2 separate regions of the Mus musculus genome follow, and region 1 is linked to region 2. Evidence: chromatin loops called from intact Hi-C (ENCODE). Cell type or tissue: heart. All regions are shown on one strand. Links, peaks and the distances in the headings refer to the core of each region. The heading gives the core; the rest is flanking DNA. Region 1 has its middle 110 kb from the start of Gm30392. Region 2 has its middle 27 kb from the start of Gm30275.

Region 1 (9,724 bases), core at 491-8,490, 270 kb before region 2:
CCAAAGCTTGACTGTTGTTTCTTAACTCCTTAGGTATTGCGGGTGATGCTAAGACTACACAACCAGATTCAATGGAAAGTACTGAAGGAGAAACGGTGCACTTGCCTTGTAGCCACGCCACAATCAGTGGAAACGAGTACATCTATTGGTACCGACAGGTTCCTCTTCAGGGTCCAGAATATGTGACTCACGGTCTACAACAAAATACAACCAATAGTATGGCTTTCCTGGCTATTGCCTCTGACAGAAAGTCAAGCACCTTGATCCTGCCTCATGTCAGCCTGAGAGACGCGGCTGTGTACCACTGTATCCTGAGAGTAGCACACTGTGACAGACAGGGCTGCACCTGTGCAAAATCTGCCCGATGGGGGAGGGGAAGCAGAGGCATCCATTTCAAGAGGCCTCTGCACCTCAGTGAGCAATGAGCTCAGCAGGAATCTGAGAAAACAGTGAAGCACCAAGAAGGGATGGAGAAAGAGATTCTGCGACTGGGCAAAAACAGCTAATAGTAGTGGAAGGATGGACATATCTGCACGGTGACAGATACCACAATTTCTAGACCTGCAGTAAGAAGAGATGAGAACTTCAGACTTTTTCCTTTAATAGCAACAACAAAAAGCTTCTTTCTGTATAAACTTAAGTAAAAATTATGAGAAAATCCTTATGGAGCCAGGGAAGTGTCCAAGCACAAGGAACCTGTCATTCTGTCTATCTAACATCCCTGAAGAAGAAATAAGTCTTGGTTTTCTTCCATTTTCTCTTACGAAAAGTATATGCTTTTCATGTTACTCCCTGTGGCATGCAGTTCAAATAATCAGTTTTTGAAGCAACAGATGGCTATTTCACTTTCCATCTGCATCAAAATATCTTCATTATTACATAAAAGAATAAAATTATTTTCATCATTACTCAAGTAAAACCTGATGCTCATCTCAATGTCTCTTCTTATTTAACTCCCATCATAATCAATTTTGACAGTTTGAAGTCTGGCAATGACAGAAACTGAAGTGCAGCACGTATTTTCTGCTGCTAACTTTTATATTTTCATTTACAATTGTTTGAGGTGTGCTCATACATGCATATTTCTTTATGATATCCAAAAATGACTTCATAGTGTGAATAAATGATGATTTCACCTGTTTGATTTTAATATTTATATTTTCTCTTAGATATAATAAACAGAATTGTAATTTTTCACACACATACTCTAGATAGATAGATGGATGAATGGATAGATAGGTAGGTAGGTAGATGAACATATTTGTAGCTCAGTCTACCCTCAAACTAACAATCCTGCTTCAATCTCTTAAGTTCAGGAATACAGATATGTACCACCACACTTGGTAAAAGTATTCTTGTATTACAGAGAAAAATCGAGGAGTTAAGGATGGTTTACTATATGAAAAACAACACAAAACATTTTATTAACAAGAAAAATATCAGATAATGTCAATACATACAAGAATTGTTTGATAAAATTTGGTGTTGATTTTATATTTAATTTTTTTTCATGAATTGAGATTAGACATGAACATTCTTAGCCTGATAAGACAACTTCATAAAATCTGCAGTTCCATTCAGACTTATTGAGTTGAGTCTGAAGTCATTCAAACCAGTCTCTGGAACATGAAAGAGTTCTGTTCTTACCACGTGTACTTAGCATTGTCCTAGAAGATCTGTTCAGTGTAATGAGAATAAAGGAAAATGAATATATTGTATAGGATAAAGAAAGGACTGTTTTATGGACAACATAATTGCTATTACTGATGTCCAGGGAGTAATGAGGTGGAGAACATGGTAGATGATACTCCTTGGCTCAACCTTAAGGGGAGGAGAAGGGGAACTATGTGATCCAAAATGCAGACTAGGGCGTAACCCTAGTTATGTGCAAGATAACTGCTATAAGATAAGATAGATATGGTGAGAGAAACTGCTATAATCAGGAGGTACTCAGCATGTAAACTGCTCAAACTGGAGAAAACTTTTTAACAAGCAGTGACAGATCCTGCCACAGCCTGGCCCATGAGGCTGTGGCATGGGAGAGGATGTGGTCTGACTGCTGTGGAGGCATCTCTCCTCCACAGCAAAGGCTATGTAACCTGGAACAATGTGAGATAAATAACCTGATGGACTATGTTGTCAGGGCCTTTAGAAGCACTTAGTATCTCCATCGGAGGTCCCCATAAATATCCAGAAATATGAAACAATACCATAAACACAGGCATTGCTGATGAAGCTGGAAATAAGAGAAGCTGTATTTGATCCCTAGATCACTGGACCAGATAGGACTCTGTTCGCAGACTTCATTCAGTGGGGACTTTAATACACGGATGCAGCTTTTGTGGCTTTGTTGAGTCCCATTGTAGGATGTGATCTTTATGACGTAGGAGTGGTTGTGACAGATCTGAGCTACGTAGATAAGCATGCAAATCAAGTTTGTACAGTGATAATAAAACCTTCTAGAGAAGACTTTTAAAAGTTCAAAGCCAGGAAAGAGTTCCACCTGGATCACTTGAAGACAAATGTGACAAGATAAGTGGCAAGCCAGGGCTCCTAAGGAAAAACAAACTACAGAAAGCCAAATGATATGCTGATGAGCTTCTGGAAGACTTTAAGGTCAGAGCAAGGGTTCACAAGACATTAATGATAACATAGTTGAAAAAAGAAAGACTAAGTCTGTCCCCAGGGTGGACAGTCATGCCCGCAGTTCAAGCTGCATACATTACTCTCCCACAGCAAAGTCAGGTAAGGGTGGAAATTGTTCATCCACCTAGAGCTCCCACAGAAGAGAGGGACAGAACACAGACAGCTATAGCTGTAGTGCCCATTCAGAGCCTGCAAGACCAGGGGCTCACACGACATCAAAATATGGTGGGGGTTGGGGGAAAATGACGGTGGTTACAGCTACAGTGCCTGCTCAGAACCTGCCAGACCCAGAGCTGTCTCATCACTCAAGTGTGGTTGAGAAAGACATAATAACAGTAGCTTCAACCCAGAACCAACCTGTCAGACCCAAGTAGCCAAATCAAGTGTCAAGTGTAAGACATCCCTTGGACCTGGGTCAGGTCAGATTGAGCCAGATACATAAACCCATTAGGGTGGGGAGATGCACAGTGCTCCCATGAACACATCCTAGGATAAGAAGGCAGGGCTGCTTATGGAAACTGACTTGGATTATGGAAGGCCAGCTAAGGTGATACCTCCCATCCATACTCATGTACCAAATATTGAACCTTTAAGAAAATGACTGACACATGTGATAAAATTGTTTCCAGCTGTATTGAATCTTATTGAGGGTTTACTTTAGTATCCTCTTGTGGCTGGGATCTCAAACCGACTTGCATTCACCTGGAGTGGTCGACAGCAGACCTTCAGAGTACTCCTTGAGACTCACCTCCTCAGTCCCACTCTTCATGGGATGGTAACCAGGACCTTGTTTTTATGGGAACATGGTTCAAACAGCAGGAAAGTGTAAGAAAGTCTATTGCATGCGGAATATGCCTGATAGTTTTCCATGAGTCAGCCACAGCCAACTAAGTCCTCCTGGTAATCAAAGCAGATTCCCTTAACGAAGGTCAGCAGTCCTCGGTGTCACTGGAGGTTGTTCACTGGGTTCATGTAAAATCTGGTCACAGATGAACCAACATAGGTTAGAAAACATAGAAGACCTCTGGGACTCCTGTAAGATATGCTAATAGCCTAACATGCTGTCCAGTCATGTGAGGCCTATTCCCAACAGTAGCCTCGGCAGACAGGTGCTATGTCTGTGTGCATGCGCACACAGGCCATGTGCATAAGTTGAATTGTCCCATAAGAGACTACTAAGTAGAACCTGCCTCACAAGGAGGAATACAACATTCCTGCCAGTAACCCCATTAAAAGCACATTGGGTCACCAAGTTGGAGCTTGACAAAAATCATTGTTCTGCCCAAAATCATTATTTAGGTTCACTTTCTGAAATCAATAGGTATATCCACATTATGCACCATGCCCAAGAAAAGTCTGTCACACAAAAGCAGCCCTTACACAGGCAGCCAGAGCTGTGAGTCGATACATGGGGCGGCGGCCATGTCATGTTTAGAAGACAGCATTCAGCAGTATTTGTCACAGCCTCTAGCTCCTACACTCTTTCCACCATGTTCCCCGAGCTTGGAATGATGGGAGATTGACATAGATGACCCACTCATTTATTCTCAGCACTTTGAGGAGTTATGTGTGTCGGTACTAGCCACCACTCACCTAAAAAGAAACTTCTTTGACCAAGGTTAAGAGCAGAATAAACCTATAAACACAAGTAAAAAAGGACAGAGTTTGACAGCATGACCATTTAGTGAAATAACACCAGTAACTCTGCCCACCTCCACCCACCCACCTCCACCTCGGGCCTGTGATTTCCCCCCCACACTTTGTGGGATTTTGATAAGGCTTATAGTACCAGACATGAAATCTCTCCTATGGGAAAGCAAGCCAGCAGGGAGTTTTCTAATCAATGTTCTGCAACAAGTGGATAATATTTTTCCAAAATAGAGTCTTAACTTTTAGATATAGTAGGTAACCAAGAGCAACAGCAACATCTGGCATTGTTTTGGACGCCTCCGGGGCTTCCCTGACCATCACTCATAGGAAAGTATCTCATGCCTGGCGCTGAGATTTTAATTACCCATGTCTTCCGAGAGCAGCATTGTCCAACCCTGCAGAGAACTACTGGCCAAACTCACTTTCTATGTTACATACATACATATTAGCTTACAAACAGTAAATTTCCATAAGTCCATAAGACTATTCACACACCCTAAGTTTTGCTAACCCACCCCTACTCTTGGCCCTGCCCTAGCTCCTTTTCCCCAGCTCCACTTAAAGATTTAACACAAAGTATCCCCCATTTCCCTCATATCACCTGTTATATCCATTCTAATTATATTGTCTTTACTTAGGATGCTAGGATGTAAGATTTGTATCATATGAATTAAATATACAAAAATCCTCATTACTTAACATTTTTCAGTCTAGCCAAAAGGTGGCAGTGTTTTAAAAGGGATCTGAATTACATTCGTGTGGTGGTGAGCAGTAGGAGGCCAATAAGATCTCTGGCTGAGGCAGTCTTTTCTGAGCTCTGTAGCCACCCCAGTGGAAGCACGTTTAGAGAAATCTGACTCTGCTGCACTCACCAGTGCCAAGTGATGGGGATGCGCCTTCAAGTGCTTGCTTGGCTATTGACATTTCAGGCTGCCTGTGAGTACATATTTCATTTGGAAAAACAATGAGGTGAGGATGACCTCCCGGGGGGGGGCTCTTCTGTATGTGTGTGTATATATATATATTTGTGTGTGTGTGTGTGTGTGTGTGTATGTTCATATATCCAAAAAAGACCATAATGTGGGTTGATATAATGATGCTATCACTTGGGAAATATGGAGTAGGGGATTCACCATCTCTATACTACAGCCAGTAAGATCTCATTACTGCCTCTTGTGTTTTCTTTTCATTGCATTTTTGAACAGGGGTCAACACCCAAATGTTGCATCAGAGTCCTCAGTCTCTGACAATCCAAGAAGGAGATGAAGTCACCATGAGCTGCAATTTATCAACATCTTTATATGCCTTACTCTGGTATAGGCAGGGGGATGATGGCAGCCTCGTCTCCTTGGTGACATTACAGAAAGGAGGAGATGAGAAAAGTAAGGACAAAATAACCGCTAATCTGGATAAGAAAATGCAACAAAGTTCCCTGTGGATCCAAGCCTCCCAGCCCAGCCACTCAGGCACTTACCTCTGTGGAGGGAAAGCACAGTGGTCTACAGTCAGCCACAGGCTGTCTCCAAACCTGCAGCTGGGTCACAGCTGCTCTGACACAGCCCTCCTGAGACAGGACTAGCGACTGGAGGGTACAGCTGTCTCATCCCATAGGAGAGGCATGGGCATGATGCAATGGGAGGCTGTGCCTTCAGCATTACAAGGACTTTCCACCAGTAACATTACATTACAAATATACAAACGGTCCAAATTTCAATAATTTAAATATATGCACAAATCCCTTGCCTCCTAGTTCCGAAGAACACACTGCCCTCCTGCTGTTTACCTTCCTCACTAACAGAAAGAAAGTCTGAGCCCTTCCCCATGTTTGGGAGCATGTTAAGACTATATCATGACACTTGTTAGACAGAAGAGTCATTATAGGCAGCATGTTCTTTCAACAGTCACATCATAAATACAGAAATAATCAAACAGATCAAAAGGCAGATGAACAGTGACCTATCCAGCCTTAGCCTGGCCCCTTAGTCTCATTCACATTCCATTCTCTGTATCTCCCTGCGCACCTGCAACTGGAAGACCTCCTTCGCACTTTGCTTCAATATAAAAAGACCAACAGCTTCCTTCACCTACTCCCTCCACACCTGTTAGACTAGTGAGCCTGTGTCAAAGCACTGACTGAACACCTAAGCCAAGCAAAGAACACAGGCTAGAGACAAAGAGGTTTTATACCTGTTGGAGATGCTAAAATGCTCAAGCAAGGAAGGAAGCAGACCTGTTTGTTAGGGACTATGTAAGGGCCAACCAAACACTATACATTTCTAAGGTTTCATCTTCCCCTTATAAAACGGATACAATCATACTGTTTTGCTTATGTGTATTACATATGTTAAGCAACCAACACATTACTCACATTTAATAGTTAGAATATTTTCATTTTTTCTTCTTTTTCTTTTTTTTTTTTTTTGTATACAAAGCTTTATTAAGGGAGGGGACAAGGGACAGGACAGTCCTTGGCAGCTGCTTTGCTTAAGGTGCCAGTACCTGTTTACCCATGGTGTAAATGTGCATCCCACCCACTTGTCCTTGAAGACATTGGGCAGCTCCAAGGCATCAAAGCACACACATCTGGAATCATGCCACTGCGCCTCTGCCTGTTGACCTTCTCCATCACCTTGTGACCACTATCGGGCAGCACAGAGCAATGACTGATGTTCTCTGATGGCAGCAGAGGCAGGAAGTTCCTAAAAATAATATCTCCACCATTAATTAAACGGTAATCTCAAATTGGTCAAAACTCTCTAGATAATATTTTCCTAAACGGATCAACATGGTTCCAATCTAACTGTGAGATTCTCTGTTCTTCAAATTCAGAGAAGGAAATGGAACGTTCCTGCTCTCAGAAATTGCCTAGTGATGTGGCTTCAAGGAAAGTTATGCATAAAATGGAAATCATCTTTTTTATGTTGGCTAAGGCCAACATTTAACATATATTCTATTACATATTAACATATATTCTATGTATAGTGTTTACTTTGATTTTTGTTTGTTTGGGTAATAATGTTTACTAGTCTGGTTTGGGTTTGTGTGTGCTGAGCAAATGCTCTACCACTTAGGTACAACTTCAGCTTGAATATTTTCTGTTTAGATTTTTTTAAAAGTACTATTATTGCTGAGGAGATGACTCATTTGGTTAAAGTGCTGTCCCCACATACATGAGGATTGGACCATTAGCACCTTGGTAAAAAGTCAAGGAGACAGAGACTGGATACTATCTGAGGCTTTCTGGTGAGCCAGCTCAGCCTAACAAGATAGCCTTAGGTTCCAGTGAGAGACCCTGACTCCAAAAATCCAGTGTACGGCTCCTGAAGAATGCTACCTGATAGTGATCTCCTGCCTTCACTCACACTCAGGAACCTGAACACCTAAATAAACAGACAGCCTTATTCCAGCACACACCCAGCAAGCACAGCTGCACAATATACAAACTCATATACTCATGCATAATACATGCAGATATACACATGTACACATACACAGAATACAGACATCACACACACACACACACGCACATACTCATGCATCATGCATAAACTCATACACATGCACACATACACACTCATCATACACAGCTGCACAGCATGCACACGTCACACACATACTCATCATACACAAATGCATAGCATGTACACATCACATACATACTCATGCATGAAACATATAGATAAACACATGCACACATACACATTCATCATACACAGATGCACACCCAACTAATGAACAGAAGATGGGGGCCCCTGTGGTGGAATTAGGGAAAAGCTGGAAGAAGCTGAGGAGAAGGACAATCCCATAAAAAAACCAACAGTCTCAACTAACCTGGACCCTGAGATCTCCCAGACACTGAGCCACCAACCAGACAGCATACACCAGCTGATATGAGCCCCCTCCCTCATACATATACAGCAGAGGACTGCCTGGTCTAGCCCCAGTGAGAGAAGACACACCTAACTCTGGAGAAACTTGAAGCCCCAGGGAGTGGGGAGGTCTGGTTGGGGGAGGGTGGGGACATCCTCCTGGAGATGGGGAGGGAGATATGGGATGAGGGACAGTTAGGGCAGACTGGGAGGGGGATAACTACTGGACTGTAAAAAAAGATTAAAGAGTAAAAAAGAAAGAAAAGTGTGTAAGTGGAACTTATCCACACACATGTTGTACGCATGTGCAAATACACATCTAGAGTGTACATATTTGCATTTCTTCCTAAAGCTTCATTTTTCTAATTGGGAAATACTGTCTGCAATAGAATGCTAGAAACAATAAAGATTGCAAACACAAAGAGGAGTCATGGGTATTTAAAGATAAGCATGCAATGTCCCAAAAGGTTAGTAAGCTACTGACATCAAGAGGAAGGCATTGTTAAGTCCATGACATTGTCAGCAGGTGATAAGGAGACACATGGCATGGCATGTGTTCTGGTCTTCATGTCACCCTTTCCATCAACAGCCCTCTGTTGGAGAAAAGCATTCTGCAATTCTGCCTCATCTGATCTGACAAACTGAACAAGGCTGAGCCACGGGGCACTGCTTTCACTCAGAGCAGCATAAATTTCCATAAGAGGCACGAACCCAGAACAGCTGTTCTTAGTGTGCCATGAGCAGTCACCAACTTGACATCCTTGGGAGCAATTCTTTGTGGGAATTTGGATCTGGGCAAATGGAGCCAGTGGGTAATCAGAAGAAAAATAAATCTGCATTGTGCTGTACAAATATGTACAATGATTGGGAGTCTGCTATAGATAAGAACTATTAAAAGAAACAATGATGTTTAAGGAGAAAGTCTAAAGATTTATCACCACCATATCTACACTAAAAACAGCTCCAAAGATAGATTGAAAAATATCCCAGGCAGAAGTTGACCGACATAAAGAGGAATGAAAAAAATAGTAAAACATATGAAACAAAATATGAGATGAGGATGAAAGAAAACAAATTGAAAATGTCACATTATTATATTCAAATAAATATCAGAGTAGAGTAAGTTGGGAGATGGTATAATAGGATAAAATGGGGGATCTGGAGGGGAGATCTGGAGGTATATATAATCATATCTTATTGTAAACATATATGAAATTCTGAAGAATAAATAAAATTAAAAGAAAAAAAAAGGATCTTGGCACAACTGGAACGGCTTCGTGGTCCTGAAGTTCATGTTCAATAGATTGAAAAATACAGTGTATAGTCAGCCTTTGCAGGATTAATGTTATGGGATGGCCACGTAATTTATGTGTTCAATACAATCTTCCACAAAATTCCAAAAATGTTCTTCACACGAGTAGGAAAAATAATCCTAAAATTCCTATGTATGCACAGAAGCAGAGAGCAACCTCAAGAATGAAGAGCAGAGCTGGAGGCGCCACCATATCTGGCTTCAGATTATTCTGGAACCACAGTTAGAGCATGGCACTGGCAGAAAA
Region 2 (9,724 bases), core at 895-8,894:
TGTTCTTCCACAAAATGATCTTCAGGGAGAAATGCTGTCCAAATAAAATAACTAAAATAGAAGCATCGGAGAGTGCCTAGGGCACATGACATAGCACATCAAGATGCAGAAAGAAGAAGATAGGGGTGGGTTTAAGAGTCCACTTGGAGTCTCAACGAGAAAGCCTACTAATACACAGTAATGACTGGGCAACCACAGAGATAAAAACGCTGACAATGGTGTCCTTGGCACACCATTCTGATATCCTCACGGGGAACAGCATGGACTTGAGATATGGTAGTTCCTCAAGCTGTAGTTCTCCATAGCCAACCACAAGTGACTCCATTGACAAAGGCCCATTGAACCCAGAGTGAGAGGTGCTGTGCTCCTTGGAAGCCAGAGTCTTTCCTGGCTGTGGCCAGGCCTTTCGTTCCTAGTCACTTGGGAGTGCCAGATGCCTGACAACCTGGCATGTGACTTTCTGTGGAAGGGGGATGGGGAGGGCACTCCTAAACTGTGCTCCAGGGGTTTGGGTACAGGCTCCCTGGGCACCTGCACCACAGTGATACCCCGAGGCACAGTAATAAGTAGCGCTGTCTTCAAGGCTCACTGGAGAGATCACCAGATGGAAGGTTCTGTTGGCCTTGCTGTGCTTCACAGAAAATCGACCTTGAACAAAATCTGCATCATGGGAACTAGTGTCGTCCCTATAAAGGATGAACTGGAAGGATCTGTCTGGCCTTTTGCGATACCAAAATAAATCTGGGTTTGGAGAATCCGCATTGTACGTGCAGAGCAGTGTTACTTCAGTGCCGCTTGCCACTGTCTGGTCAGTGGAGCTCTGGGTCAGCGTGATGCACAGCACATCCTTGTCTGTGAAGAAGAAAGGAGGCCATAGTAGCGTCTGCATCCCAGACACTGACCAGCTCAGAGGGACTCAACAGACGATAGGAATGAAAGTCACGGGCAGAGAATGACTGAAACCTAAGTGTGTAGAGACAGAGAGCAAGCTTCCGAAGGTCAGAGAGAGGGAAGCAGGGTGCAGCAAGCGGGAAATACGCCTCTTACAGGCAAACAGAAGGGTAAGGGTCGCGGCAAGAATCATCCTTCCAGTCGGTACAGGGGCACAGCGTGGAGGAGGGCTGCTGGACTCTCTTTAACCATCCCTATTGCTTTGTCTAGGGAGGGGACAGGAGGGAAAGGAGGAGAGGCAGGCAGCCCCTCACATGACTGTCATGTGACTGGATTAACTGGAATTGTGGGGGTGAATACCTCTACCAAGGAACTGTTGTGGTTTACAGAAATGTTGGTTTTCAAACCATCTAGAACTGATACTTCTAACAATGAAAATGAACGACTCTTTTAAAAGTAGAGGTGGGGCGGGGTAGAGGGGAGGAGTGAGAGGGGGGCTGGGGAAGGGGGATGGGGGAAGGAAACTGTGGGCCCCCACAATGGCGTGCTTTGGATGGCTAATGTATAAAGTACCTTACCTGCCATGCTTATATTCTCTGATCATAGAATTATACTTCCAGTAGTCCTGTCTCAGGGCGCCTGACATGTGTCTTTGTATCTGACTTTGTAGAGCTCAATAAATGGAATCAGTAGATAGTATTCAATATGGAAAATAAATTAGTAAGTCCCTCTGTGTAAGGATGGAAAAATGGGCAGGCAGGACCCTAGAAGCCTTTGGTTTTAAAGCTTGGGGTGGTGCTTGCTGAGCCTGGCAGTGTTCACTGCAATGCCCGACAGGGTTCCCTGTCTCTTGGTAGAGCCTACACTTGGCTATAGCTGTAAAGTTCCTGCCCAAAAGAGAGCTTGGGGGGCAGGTAAACTGCAATGAGTGAGCTACAAGCTTGCTGGGTTACTGTTATGAGAAGCCTCCTACGCCTGGGGTGTCTGGAGCCCCTGAGCCATCCTCTCTCATTCACATGCACCAAAAATTTAGGAAGCCTTGCTCTGGACTCAGAAACACTAACTCACTACAATCCCCACGAGTATCTTCGAAGGTTCCTCTCCTCCCTTTTCCCTACACCTGCTTCATCAGTAAGACCTGTTTACATTTTTTTTCCTGAGACAGGGTTTCTCTGTATAGCCCTGGCTGTCCTGGAACTCACTCTGTAGACCAGGCTGGCCTCGAACTCAGAAATCTGCCTGCCTCTGCCTCCCAAGTGCTGGGATTAAAGGCGTGCGCCACCACGGCCCAGCTTGTTGGCATTTCTAAACACAAGTTCATCTGCTTTTCCCATCCCAGCTGCCCCCTCATGCAAACATTGCCATCTCTTACTGGGATCACTACTTAGTCCTAACTGGTCCCTTTGCTTCACCCTTTGTCCTGGACTATCCATTCTCTGGGTCTTTATAATGCTAACTGCTCCTCTTTGCCTGGGTCTCTGAGACCCAGCAAAGCTCTGACTCTTGCCTCTTACCCTGCCTTAGGACTATTGCTTGCTCTCTCCATTTGCCATGGGTGCAATAGCCTTTCTTGTCGTCCTCCATCTGCCTCCCTGTTCTAGCTATCTAAAACCCTTACCTCGTTCTTCAGCAACCTCAGCTCCGCTCAGTGTCCCCAGCCACTCCAATTAGTTACTTACTCGTTGCCACCCTTGATTACATCTGTGTTGAAATTTTCCCTCAGCTTGATACCAGATTTGTTAAAAAAAAATTACTTTTTTCCATCTCAACACATATGCACACACACACATGCACACAAACTAATGACAACATTCAATTTTTCACTGATCCTGATGTATCCCAACCCCCAGTTCATTGTCTTTCAGTAAATAGATGTGCAGTAAAAGAACACTGCTTCACTGAAGAGTTCTCCAGTGGGACTCGGCAGAGGGTGTTTCATCAGTAAGACCCTTGCCTAGCATACATGAGGCTCTGGGCTCCATCTCCAGGGGGAAAATGAGACAGAAAGAAAGAGAGGGGGGAGTAACAAAAATACAAGAGAACAGCCAATGGTTACCTCAAATGTCTGGAACATGCTATATTTGGAACATCACTGTACATTTTTTTAAAAAGAAGTATTCATTGTTTATCTGGAACTCAACTTTCACTTGACTTCCTGAATTGTATCTCCATGCAACCACGGGCATGCAGAGTTCTCAAGAAAAATATCACCTGGACCAGCAACCCATTGTGAGCATCCATAAGGATGATGCCCTGGATGTTGGAGAGGAAGATTCAGAGGAAAAAGGATGCTCACCTTCTCAGGGGCTACCACTTGGAAGAATCCTTGCACACACCCAGCCCCTGCTGACAGAAGTCATTTTCAGAGCATCCAGGTCCCCAGCCCAGCCCTAGACTAAACCATCTTCTTGATGAATAGCTGACTACTCCTCCTATTGCCCAACTTCAGGGACATCTGACCACACCCAAGAACACAGACATGGGCTCCACAGGCCCTCACACAAGACACGTACAGTCAGGTGCTGGACACTGTGCCGGTGGTGTAAGTGACATCTCTCAGCTCCAATGTCCTTCTAACTTTTCTTGAAAGGCATTCTTCAGAAAGGGCACTTCTGAGAAGGTCACACAGTAAGTCAGCGAGGCTTCTGAAGACACCCTGCCAGGACTATACCACCTCCAGCGCCTACTTATCAAACACAGATTAATATAGCCCTAAGGGCATTGTTCTCAAAACTATTCAGAGAGAATGCTAGTTAAATAGGAAAAAATGGCTGCTAAATTTAGCTAAAGACTTGTTCTATCAATCAATGGTTTAAAAAAAATCTAAAGACAATATCTTTTCACATTTTCAAATGCGTGTGAGTATGTGTTTGTGTGTATGTGAGTATGTGTGTGTGTTTGAACATACTAGCATGTGTTGTCCACAAACCACAACATACATGTGAGGTCAGAAGACAACTTGAAGGATTCTATTGTCTCCTTCTACCTTGTGGATCTGGGGATAAAACTCTGGCCATCAGGCTGAGTAGCAGGGGCCTTTAGATGCCGAGTTATCTCACTAGCCCAAAACATCTTCTCTTTATGCTGTCAGTGCTGCAAACACATTGTCATAGAGCACTGCGCTCCCCAGAGATTTGAGCCAGCTATCTTCTCCCCAAAAACCCAAATAGCCTGAGGAACATGCAAAACTGGTCTTTATGCCCACTGTTCTTAGGCCTCCCAAAGGTTGTAACTTTTATTTGACTGAGTGAGCCCAAAGTTCTGTCCAGATTTTGTAGCCCACTGTTGACTTAATGCTCTCAAGAGCTCTAACCATCTCCCTAGGGCATTGCTGTGTGCAGCAAGCAGCTCTCAGGTCACTGGAAGTTTTCAGGCATCATCAGCAACCTAAAAACCAGGCCTGACTTTCCTTAGCTTTAAACCACCAATCAAGAGGGGTAAACAAACCTCCTTTATCCTTCTGTCTGAGTCTTGATAACCGCTGTTACTAAAATAGTTAGGAAGGATGCAAGAACCATAAGACAGAGAGAAGGGCTGCAAAATACTATTGTCTGATTGTGACCCAGCCATTGTAATCAGGAAGTCAGCAGCTGCAGTTGCCTGCACTGAGCCTGCCAATCATGGATAAGGACAGATCTCCTGGGGCCCTACCTCTGCTGAACTATTGGATAATGGTGGATTTGGGGTACGGTTATCTTCATATGTGTACCCAGCACTCATCATAACCAGACTTCATTGGATAGCTCCATACCCATAGTCACACAGATGGCCCTGCCCTGGCTTTACTCAGTGGAACACAAAACTAAACACAAAGTCATAACCATGGGAAAGGGACCGATAAGGCAGAAGGGGGATGGCTGGAGGAAGGGAAAGATAGAGAAGGCAAAGTGAAGGAAATCAGAACGCATTGTAGATATGTATGAAATGGCCAAAGAACAAATGTGGTTAATAAAACAGGGGAGAGATGTTTGTTCTTCCTTCCAGTGTCCTTTGAGCTGGGTGGCTTTGTTTTTTGACCTCACAGCGCCCCCTGCTGCTCTAACTAGCCCATCTCCATAAACAGGTCATACTGGAGTTCAAAAAAAAAAATAGGTCAAAGAAGGAAAACACTCTCTTTTCACAGCTGATCTCAAAGCTGTTCTCTGTCTCCATTCCCCATCATCCCCGAGACTGATACCTGCTTCTGTATTGGTCCTATGAGCTCACTATTCACCAGTCAGTAAAAGAGGACGGGCTTCAAGGATAAGAGATAGTACTCTAAGAGACCCAGAGAAGTGGATATTTTCCCTACAAAATGATGAATACAGGACACTAGCTATCTTGTGGAATACTCAGATATGTGTCTAAGATGGAAATCTCAGAAGCATTTGGAATGTGTGTGTGTGGGCCAAGTGTCCAGAAAAGAGCTTTGACATCCCTGTCTTCCTGTGGCACCTTCCATTCCAAGATTCCTGGGGACAACCTGGCTTAATGGATACGAAGAAGTACACCAACGAAAGACAAGGACCAGCACATCTGCAGGCAGAGATAATGCAAAGGCTCCTGCTTTGAAGAAAGACCTTGCGGATTTGGGCAAGAATAAGGATGAAGAACTCTACCATGATGTTTCCCTAGTGCTACTCTCTATAAAGCTTTTAAAAAACATTCTGAGGGCTATGGGACATTCTACTATGTCACGGATGCCATCTCTGGAGCAGCCTGTGGGAAGAACAGCCCTGGCTCAACCAAGTCGGTGATACCTTTTTTTGATGGGACTGTGACTGACTCCTGCAGGTCAGAATTCTCAGCCATCTGTGGGGTCTATTTCACAGTTATCCTTCTGATAATCAAGCCCCAACAGGTTGCATCTCACTTATGAAGAGCTGACAATTGGTAGTGGCTCCCTGGAGCACACTGGTAAGAAGCATTCTTGGGTCCTGTCTACACTCGGAGAGAAAGAGAGCTCTTCTATTCACACGATGAAAGTGAGAGGAGGAAGCAGGACCACACTATTATGTATTTACCTTCTGTGCATGAGGTGTCCTTCCCTCTAAGTCCTGCAGAGAGACTAATCAGAGCCAACTCTCTGTTGGATTATCCTTTTGGTAAAGGGCAAATTTTTCCATCTCTGTCTTTTCCTTGGCTTCCCTGGGTATCCCACGGGCCATTTCCCTTGCTATCAATTGCTATTGCCTGCAGCATTGGAAATAAATGAAGGCTTTTTATCTCTCATTTGCCATGTCCTTCTTCACTGTGCCATATTCACTATTTAAGAGGGAGAATCATTCCCTGGGCCAGCCAATAGCTTCTGTGGGGAGAGAGTGCCCAGGAAAAGTCCTGTTCTCTTGTGGCACGTGAAGGGAGAAGCAGACGGCAGTACTAGGACCCAAAAGCCCTGAATTCTAATCCTAGCTATGATTCAAACCTACTTACATGACCTTGAGTAAATTTGTCTTTACCTTCCCAGTGAGCAATTTGCACTTGGCAATCCAGGGCTCTCACTCCAGAGTCCCACTATATAGAACAGTGATCCTGTCCCAAGACTTTAAGAGTTTATAGCACCGAGTGCATGCTGCTTGAATTCTCCCATTGCCCAGCAAGAAGAGAAAGGAAGGCATGTTTCTCTATTGGAGGGTAACAGAATGTCTTGGTTTAATGTGTGCAACTCATCGGAGCCTGGAGGTCCACGTCCAGATGCCAACTTGAAATCCAGTTATTATTGCATCTGGAGAGAGAGGAGTGCTGAAAACAGCCTTTGGCAAAGCCATCAATTTGGAAGGAAAAAAAACTGCCTGGTGTGATAAGATTTTTGAAATCTTATTTATCATCTTTATCCTAAAATGAACTCTTCTTCCCCCCTACTTCTCCTCCAAAAGAGGAAAGGAAGGCAGTCCCTTCTCAGGGAAGATGGGCCTCTCTGAGGAACACGGAGTATCTCTTTGGAGTGAAGAAAGAGCAAAGTCATTGCCTTTGAACCAAGCTGACGGCAGGTTTTTGTAAAGGTGCTCACTTCTGTGGGTACAGAATTAATAGGAAATTGGCATTTTTTTTTTTGGAGCCATGACTGGAAGACTCATGAAACTCAGCAAGTAACATCTGACAGAATTACTTTTTTTCTACCTGAAAATTGCTGGAGGGAGATGGAAGTGTTCCTTCAGGAATAGTAACAAAATATGGATATTTAATACAATTCAACTTAACAAATACTTATTAACAACCTACAATTTTCCCACGAATCATCCAGGCCGATTTCTAAAAAGACATTGTCAATGTCCCAAGAGACGCAAAGGCTTTTGTCAATGGACCAGGGATGTGAACGAACAGTAGTGGACTTTGTCGTGAGCCTAGGACATAGTTAACAGTGGCCCTGAGTGATGTGGCTTCAGAAAGAAAAAATGTGCATCACATGGGTAACCTTCAACACCAGGTAATTAACAGTGTTCTTTCTGACTGGCTCTAGTGTGTGTTCACTCACTTTGTAGGAAGAGTTATCTCCCCAGTTGCATGTTTTCCTAAGCTAAATCCATAGAGAGAAAGTGTCTGAAGAATGGTATTTCTGAGTGAGCTCCTGGTACCCAAGGAAGTACTCTGTGTCTTTGTGTAGTAGAAAGGGAAGCCTGGCCTGCCTCATTTACTTTATGGCCCCCAGAGCTCTCCTTCTCTGATCTGGGTCAGTAGTGAGGCACCAAGAGTTGCCTTCTTATCATCTATAGAACAGAATGGGCAAGGAATCGCCTAGCAAGGTTTCCAGAAATAGTCTCCAATCCTTGTGAAACCAGAGACAAAGTCTGTCCTTCTCTAGGCCTGCACTAGTAAAGAGAGATAGTCTCAAATGACAGTCCAAGATGCTGCCTCCCGTTCCTGCTTCATCTCCCTGGAGACTGACCTGGAGTGTGAGGGAAAAGTGTCCCTGCCCCACTCTAAGGCTCAGGACCCAGCACTCTGCAAGAAGCACTAAGGACCTCTACTTTAGGTAGGAGCTTAGTAGCTCTTCAGCCTGTTGAACCTCGCTCCAAGGAGCCTCAGCAGACCTCAGTCCATCACCTGGGGCCTGGAGCCTTGGAGCACACAGGCACAATGAGTTGCCCTATCCAATGGGCGGAAGCTGGGAGGTCAGTTTGGGATTCAAGGACAGACAGCCCATCCTACTAAAAAGAGAAGATAAAGCTACCTTTGCAACTGGAGGGTATGAAGCTGAGGAAGACCTGTGTTTAAACCAAAGGTGTCGGTTTATTTGCTGGGTTTGAATTATCTGGATTCCTTTCAGAAAATATACCTCTCCCTAAGGATTTGGTTCCAAAATTCTGACTTCAGACTTCTAAGAAGATCAAACACGCAGGCAGATGGTAGGGTTGGAAACACCATTTCCCAGTATGCTAAGCAGAGACCTACTTTTCCTTTTTTTTTTTTTTTTTAACTTTTTGTTTGATTTTGTTTAGGAGATGAGGAGAATTAGATGAGCCAGGGGGTAAAAAAGGCACGGCATTTTTTTTGAATAAATTAAATCCAGGAATGCAAACGAAAAACTCAACAGCTTAGAAAGTCCTTAATGATCTCCTAATGCTTTAATTTTGCAAATAAGGACAGTGAAACTCAGAGACATAGTGAAGTTAGTTGCTCAAAGTCACACAGCTGAGACCGATACCCAAGTCCAGGGCAGAACCAAGATGCCTCATAATTCTGACCTGCCCGGAGCCAATGGAGGGAAACAACACTAGCCGCTGCATGGCCGCTACTTGTATACATTTAAGCAAATGTTAGCCAAAATAAAATGTCAGGTTCCAAAAAGAGATAAGACCACTGTGTTATGGCTGGGAATGGGAGAAGCTAGGGAATCAGGGAGAATAACTGAGTCAGGGCAGCAACTGAACGTGCCAACAAAAGAAAGGGACAGCTACCTGCAGGAGCCGGAAAGGCAAAAAAAAAAAAAAAAAAAAAAAAAAAAAAAAAAAAACATGTGCAACACGTGCCTGGCCTTCAGATACTGACCAGAACTCCCTGCACAGCTGACCTAGAGGAACTTACGTTAGGTGAGACTGCATGATTTGATGGCTTTGGACCATGGATGGTGTGATAGAATTGGCTTGCAAAGCCTTCCAGCATCTACAAGTAAAAATCGCATCTCTGGACACGATCTCGGCCCCAGCACCCCAGGACACCTAAAAGGATGGTATCGCTTATTCCTATTCTGAAACTCGCACAGTGGAGGAAACTTCTAGTCCTTGGGAGCTCTGCAAAGCTGTGCTCGTTCAGTTGATGCCACGAGTTTTTGCAAAGCCCTTCAGTGCAGTGTGCAGCAAGGCACTGGGTCTAAGCTGTCATTTGGGAAGGGGGCAAAGCTCACAGTGAGTCCAGGTAAGTGTGAGGCTATCTAACCATCTTTCTAAATGCGATTTGAGAATTTTTTTTTCTTTCACACCAACTGATGGGCATGTGGCTTCTTGCTTCTATGTCTGCCAAAATTCAAGTCCAGTCAAGCTAAAAAAAAATTAAAAGTACCTGATCCACCCGCAAGTGGATAAAGCTCTGTCCTAATTCCCACAGAACCACACAAACCATCCTCCTATCCCATAACACTGTCTGCAGCTCTTCTGTGCTTTTAATGCAATTCTGCTTTTCAAGTGAAGAGATGGGTTTATAATTCTACAGTCTTACACGGATTTCCAAATTTTTAGGTCTTTATTTTTAAAGAGGAGAACGTGCAATGCACCTGACTTGGAGGAAAATAATAACGGGGGTTTGCTAACTACTTGCTATGTGCTTCCTATACATCATCACACTGCAAGTTCAAGACCAGCCTGGTCTAGATTGTTAGCTCCAGGCTACCCAGAGTTTTATAGGGAGACCCAGTCAC

The links. Hi-C counts contacts between places; a loop is a spot of excess contacts. Peaks named below come from ENCODE experiments on the same cell type or tissue, not always from the same donor. Only the 100,000 strongest peaks of a DNase experiment are listed, where the experiment ranks them.
Region 1: a loop joins it to region 2, with 13 times the contacts of the local background. A loop is called at or near these places in 14 of 42 quality-filtered maps.

The regions. Positions count from the first base shown.
Region 1 is chr14:53,876,432-53,886,155 of GRCm38, forward strand. It overlaps Tcra, Trav21-dv12 and Trdv1. Among named protein-coding and RNA genes, the nearest start is that of Gm30392, 110 kb to the right of the region's middle. In heart, for the core only: a CTCF peak has its summit at 5,024 (motif pointing right); no DNase peak of the experiment used is centred there.
Region 2 is chr14:54,148,118-54,157,841 of GRCm38, forward strand. It overlaps Tcra, Tcrd, Trdv5, the pseudogene Traj61, the pseudogene Traj60 and Traj59, and 1 more gene. Among named protein-coding and RNA genes, the nearest start is that of Gm30275, 27 kb to the left of the region's middle. In heart, for the core only: a CTCF peak has its summit at 4,928 (motif pointing left); a DNase peak (open chromatin) is centred at 4,944; H3K27ac peaks cover 643 bases.